Linked DNA regions of Homo sapiens: region 2 is linked to region 1. The links are chromatin contacts, found by Hi-C in ENCODE. All regions are on one chromosome and are shown on one strand. The core of a region is the stretch at or near the end of the contact, and the rest is flanking DNA. Distances in the headings are between cores, read along the strand shown. Region 1 holds the start of PJA1 (praja ring finger ubiquitin ligase 1). Region 2 holds the start of CHIC1 (cysteine rich hydrophobic domain 1).

Region 1 (3,176 bases), core at 178-2,677:
TTGGCAATGGAGAGGAGTGTCTGAGAGTTTGTGTGTGTGTATGTTAGTCAAAATGGGAGGCAACAATGGAGAAATGTCAGTGTGAGCAAATGCAGCAGGCACAAATGGAAGCGGGGGTGGGGGGTGCGCAGCACTGGAGAGGGATGTGCTTGAGGTGGATGGAACAGAGGCAGGCAATCAAAGAATGATGCCTGCCTGTGTGGATATGGCAAGCAGGGAGGCAGGTTGTGTCCCCGTAGAAGGATTTATGTGAGTGCGAGTGTGTGCACCTCAGGGACCAGCAAAAGAGAGCTGTGTCTGACACACGTGGCAGACAGAGCAATAGAGGAGAGCATTTGAGAAGGGGGTATGAATGAGCACATGTGGCTACATATGTATGTCACTGGCCAGCGATAGAAGGATGTCCTTATGTGTGTATATGACAGGAAGGAAGAAGGAGGGCAGCCGGAGGGGGTGTGTGAATAGGCATGTGTTCGCGAGAGCACGCAGAGGCCGAGCAGGGAGGGGGCCGGTGCTAGAGGTGTGTATGTGGTAGGCGGATAGAGGAGGGGGAAGGCATGGGAGGGTGTGAGGGTGTGAGGGTGTGTGAGAGGGTGTGTGCTGCGTGTGCCTGCGCATGCGCGGGGGAGGGGAAGCACTGGAACCTTGAGGATGGAGGGGCAAGGAGGGGGCTGCAATGGAAGGCTTCTGTGCGGGGGCGCGTGCTCGCGACACACGGGGGGTGGGGGGTAGGGGGGACGCAATGTCATAAAAAGAGGTGGGAAAAGGCCATCAGCTCAAACGGGAGACCCCAACCGATGTGGCAGGGGAGAGGGAAAATGAAAGAAAAGGGCGTGCGTGGGTCTAGTTTTCCCTGAGAATAATTATTTTTTCCTTCCAATTTTTTCCCTGGGAACAGTATTTTTACCTAAAAATCTTAACCATTTACCATTTGGCAAAACAACAGCAAAATATGGGAAGAAAGGCCACGGAGTGCTCCGCAAAGGGGCCGAGGAGGGAAGAAGGAAGGAGAGGGGAGGAGAGGCAGGGAGAAGTGGGAGAGGGCCGCGACCACCACTGCCCTCCCAATAGCGATGAAAGCCACTCGAGTGGGGACCGCGCCACACCAAAGGGGTTCCGGCAGCGGAAGATGTGGCCCCAGAACAGGCCGATGGAGGACATGGGCCTCACTCTGCAGTCAGGTCCCGCGTCCGCCCCACCCCTTCCCGAGGGGCGAACCTGAAAAGCAGTTCCCAGGAACCCCCCAAAATCCTCGCCCCCGTGCCCGGCCACTCGCCCCGCGCCCGGCCACTCGCGCCACCGCCAGCGCCCGGATGAATCGAGGAAACAATCAGCCTTTCACTCACCAAGTCCAGAAAGCCACACGCTTTTCAGAGAAGCAGAGCTCTCGGATCTCCGACCGCCACGACCGCCAGAGCCGCTGCTCCCGGTCCCGAGCTCCTCCCCCGCCAGACAGCAGCGGGGCGGGCGGCGACTGCGGCGGCGGAAGTGATTGTGAAGTCAGCTGGAGCCCGCCTCCTTGATGTGGCGGGGGCGGCAGCTGCTCTCCACAAATCAGGGTGGGCCCGAAAGCATTATTTCATCTTAAATGATGAAATCGTCAAGGATACAGAAAAGGACAGCGAAAAATGTCACAAACACCCAGCTTTAACTAATGTTAAACATTTAGCTATATTGCCTTCTGGTTTTTTAATAAATAAAATAAAATCTGCAAATTCTTTCTGATTAAGTCCAATGTGAGAGTAATTACGTTACTACATCACATCCTATGTTACGTGTTATGGTTGTACCGAAAGTATTAAAACTGTGAAACCATATTTAGGGTTGCAGTAAGCTTAAATTTTTTTTAACCTGATGGTTAAAGCAAATTGAAGCTGTTTATGTTGAATTTGTTGCTGCTAATCACAAAACCAAGCTTCTCTGTCCAAGAGATCATAGGACACAACACAGGTTCATATTCTGTTATTGCATTGCAGTTAAAAATATTGTAGTTACGCCTTTTGGATTTATACCATTTTACTGAATTCTGAAGTCTTTAAATTGCGCTTTATAATGGAACTCTAGTATTTACAGCCAATGTAAACATTTCCCATGTTCACAACAGTAGCAAAGTTTTGTTCTTACTGGAAACAAAATGCATAATAGAACAAAAATCTTAGGGGTAACAACATAATAGAAATAAAATGTATAACTTTCAAACCATTAAAGTAATAATATGTGGAACAAAGAGAAAAACTCATTCTTAACAAAGGTCAAGAAATGTTGCTGGGGGGGTACAAAAAAAAGGATGCAAAAAGAAAACAAAAATGCAGGAATCCAAATATATCAGCATGCATTATGGGTTAACATCTCCTAATAAAAACCAAACTCTTATTTTGAGCATTTTGTTTTTAAAAGCTAAGTTATATTCTATTTATGTGAGTTTCACCTAAAGCAGAAATAGGAATAAAAAATATATGAGAGTAAAATACTAGCAGAAAAAAGGGAGAGAGGGAATGAGGGAAGGAAAGAAGCAAAAAAAAAAAAAAGGAAGGAAAGGAAGGAGGAAACAAACTCGTAACAATATCAATATCCTAAACATCGAGAACTCAAAGTAAAAAGAACTAAAGAGAACAAAACAGGTTGCTTTATTCACTGAGAAAGATATGACAAGCTGGTGGTGTGTGCCTGTAGTCCCAACTACTTAGGAGGCTGAAGCAGGAGGATTGTGTGAGCCCAGGAGGTTGAGGCTGAAGTGAGTGAAGATCACGCCACTGCACTCCAGCCTGGACAACCAAGCAAGATGCCATCTCAAAATGATGATGATAATAATAACAATAATAGAACTTCATTGGTGAGAAATCTGAAACTATCAAATTTTTTAATGGAGATACATTTTCATCTAGCAATTCTACTTCTAGTCAATTGCTCTATTGTGTGTTCTATTGAGACACACAAATGGAGAAAGATATGTGAATAGGAGTGTAGCAAGATAATGCAAACAACTTTAATTCTCCTCAACAAATAAATTGTTTAAATTTATTTAAACATGTTGCATGGTGGCTCATGTACAGACATGGTGGTTGACACCTGTAATCGCAGCACTTTGGGAGACCAAGGCAGGAGGATTGCTTGAGCCCAGGAGTTGAGACCAGCCTGGACAATATGGTGAAACCCCATCTCTACAAAAAAAACGT
Region 2 (3,355 bases), core at 499-2,998, 4.4 Mb after region 1:
AGTCTCGCTCTGTCGCCCAGGCGGGACTGCGGACTGCAGTGGCGCAATCTCGGCTCACTGCAAGCTCCGCTTCCCGGGTTCACGCCATTCTCCTGCCTCAGCCTCCCGAGTAGCTGGGACTACAGGCGCCCGCCACCGCGCCCGGCTAATTTTTTTTGTATTTTTAGTAGAGACGGGGTTTCACCTTGTTAGCCAGGATGGTCTCGATCTCCGACTTATTTTTAAAGTTCCCTAAATAAACCAACTTTTGAATAAAAATGGGCTTTTCATTTTAATAACACATACTCCTTGATGATAATGGTTTGATTCATTTCTCTTACAGAACTAATTTCTTCCTACTTCACACACATTAAATGCTTTGTTTATACTGATAATGTCGTGCTCATCCTAAATTAAAGTTTGACTATGTCTGTTTCCCCAGAGACACACCATCTGATTGGGATGCAGCCGTAGAGTAGCAGAAAGAGCAGTGAAGCTGGTATTAGAATGCCTGGATTACAGTGTTTGTTCTGTTACTTAGCAGCTGTGTGACTTTACTGTCTTAATGATATGGATTTTTGTGCTGCTGCCAAGTATGAAACAGTTTGGCACACTATTTAGATACGCAAAATATGTGATCCCCACAACATTTTAGTGAGTGTAAAGAAGATAGGATAGACCATTTAAAATGGAAAATTTTGAACAAAAGGTCACCATAGACTTGAATAAATTACTTAAACTTCTGAGACCCACTTTTGTCATGTAATAAAATAGATATAATGATACTTACCTCTCAGGATTAAGGGTTAACTGAAATATTGTATGTGAGGGTCTAGCTCAGTGTCTGGAAAATGGATGATGTTAATTAAGGTTTCCTTAGGTTGGAATGCTCCTTTCACCCCCTCCATCCGCCCCCTCCCCCAAAAAACACTCCAAAATTCAAACATGCATATTCTGATTCATCTTTTAAGGAAGAGCCCAAGAGGCACCATTCTACAAAATCTTTCCAAACAACTTCAGGCAGTACAGCCCTTTGGTTAAGAGTACTGGGCTTCTGGAATCAGAAGAGACCACCAAATTTAAAACCAGGTCTCCCATTTAGTAGCTCCCTGACACTGGACAAATTACTTATTTTCTCTGCACCTAGATTTCCCATCTGTAATATAAAATCATCATGATACATACCTCATAGGGTTGCAGAGGATTAAATGAGATATACATACAGAGCACTTAGCACAGTCCCTGAGTTAATAAGTCCTCCGTTAAGTATTACATAGGAGAAGTAGTAAAAAGTTTCCTCTTAAGTAAAATGCTAATAAAAGTGCTTACCCTGCCTCCCAAGATTGTGGCAAAGTTATGACGCAAGGCTTTTAAACTGTAATGCTGAACAAACGTAAGGGATTGGTATATACCTTGAGATATTTTGGACAAAGTTCTAACCTTACTTTTATACAATATGCTTTCTCTCACCCGCCTGCAGTTGGGTTAATAATGCCCAGCATTAATTAATAAGCAATAAAATCAGAAGATACCCCGAATACAAGTAGCTGACGCTCAGAGAGCAGTATTAAGGCGAGCACCCGCAGACCGGACCTGGATAACTCCTTGGAGTTCACCTCTAGCGGCCCCCTCCCCTTGGAGCTGCGCAAGCGTACACTGACTTTGCTCCTCTCTAGTGCCCCCGCCTCCAGCAGCCGCCCCCCCACCCCCCCGTCTGCCCAACACGCAGGCGCGTCTCCTCAAATCCTGTCCCTACACCCCTCCTCTTTCTCTTCATTTCGTTCCCCCTCCTCTTGCAGCACCTCGGCAGGTTCAAACTCTTCTCCGGGAGCGTGGCGGCGATCGCGAGGTCACGTGATGAGCATCCTGCTGCCCAACATGGCGGAGTTCGACACCATCTCGGAACTGGAGGAGGAGGAGGAAGAAGAAGCGGCAACGTCGTCGTCGTCGCCGTCGTCGTCGTCGTCGGTATCTGGGCCCGACGATGACGAGGAGGATGAGGAGGAAGAGGAGGAAGAGGAGGAGGAGGAAGAAGAGGAGGAGGAGGAAGAGGAGGAGGAAGCGCCGCCCCCGCCTCGGGTAGTGAGCGAGGAGCATCTGCGGAGATATGCTCCCGACCCTGTATTAGTGCGGGGTGCCGGCCACATCACTGTGTAAGCGAGAGGGGGTCTTGGGACTTGAAATGCCTGAGATTTGGCAACAGAGGAATGAGAAGTGATCGAGGGGCCTGTGGAGTGGGGGAGGGTTGACTGATTGACTGAGGCGTACACTTAGGAAAGGACACCTGGTCTAAATGGGGAAACCATGGGTGGATACGTGTGAAGGAAGTGAGGAGAATGTAAATATGATGCACCAATGCCAGGTAAAGAGTGAGTATAGGAGAGGGAAGTTAGGGGTTTGGGAGCCAGAGCGATTGGAGTAGGGGTGAGTCTCCTTTCTTGTATGTATGCTGGCAAGTGAACAGTCTCTAAACTGCAGGATGTACCAGAGGGTTTTTTGCTGACAAGATTGATACTTTGTGGGAAACAGCAATTGCTGTGACATGTGACAAGAACTAGGCTTGCATTCTTCAAAACAGAAACATGATATATTTTGTGAATAATAATAGAATGTTCATTCACCCACGTATTCATCCATCCATTCTTCCTATCGAATCCTTCCTTATATATCACTCGATTAGAGGTTCAGGATGAGAGGCAGCTATGGAAAGTAGAAAAAGAAATGGATTGAGTCAGGGCTCTTAGACGCTGGTCCCGGTTTTGCTTCTTACTGGCCCTGTGACCTTGGTCAGGTTGCTTTTTCTCATTTCTGCGCCTTGATTTCTTCATCTCTAAAATGAAGGGTTTGGAGTAGATGGTTTCTAAAGCTTTTCAGTTCTGAGATAATTTACCTCCAAGGGATTTTGTATGCCCAAGTATGAAATATACAGGCATTAAATATATATGGAAATTAATACTTTGGGAGCTGAGCATAATTTCTTTAAAATTTATCCAGGGTGGTTTTTTAAAAAATTGAAATCTTGAGGAAAAATTGAATATTTCAGAAAATAAAATGGGGAGGGACTTCATAACAGCTACAAGGCAAAAATGTTGATGATTCTCCGGGATTTAAAGAGTGCTTCCTCATTTTTATTTGCTTGGACCATAACTATTTGGAAGTTTGAGTACTGTGTCATGTTCATCCTCTGAACTATGCTATCTTTTACTGCATTTTCAAAATAGGTTGCCTTTTGTTGTTATGTCATGCTGCCTCTGGTTTTGATAATGGCTCACCTAGTCCCTTTGACTTTCAATTGAGTTCATGTTACATTAAATCATATATATGCTACCTCCCTTATATTAGCTTCAATTTTTAACATGTTGAGTTTTTTTTTTTT

Evidence for each region. A loop is a pair of places that touch in the nucleus more often than their neighbours do. Pooled maps may share reads with other maps.
Region 2: a loop to region 1 is called in a pooled map, with 10 times the contacts of the local background. The contact joins the promoter of CHIC1 here to the promoter of PJA1 in region 1. A Hi-C loop is called at or near these places in 7 of 50 pooled maps.

Annotation. Positions count from the first base shown.
Region 1 is chrX:69,164,026-69,167,201 of GRCh38, forward strand. PJA1 (praja ring finger ubiquitin ligase 1) reads right to left here and starts at 1,428. Exons shown (of 2, transcript NM_001032396.4): 1 at 1,347-1,428.
Region 2 is chrX:73,561,449-73,564,803 of GRCh38, forward strand. It overlaps CHIC1 (cysteine rich hydrophobic domain 1), which reads left to right and starts at 1,749. Exons shown (of 6, transcript NM_001039840.4): 1 at 1,749-2,132. The coding sequence starts at 1,837. It also overlaps the pseudogene MAP2K4P1. RefSeq lists a silencer at 1,669-1,728.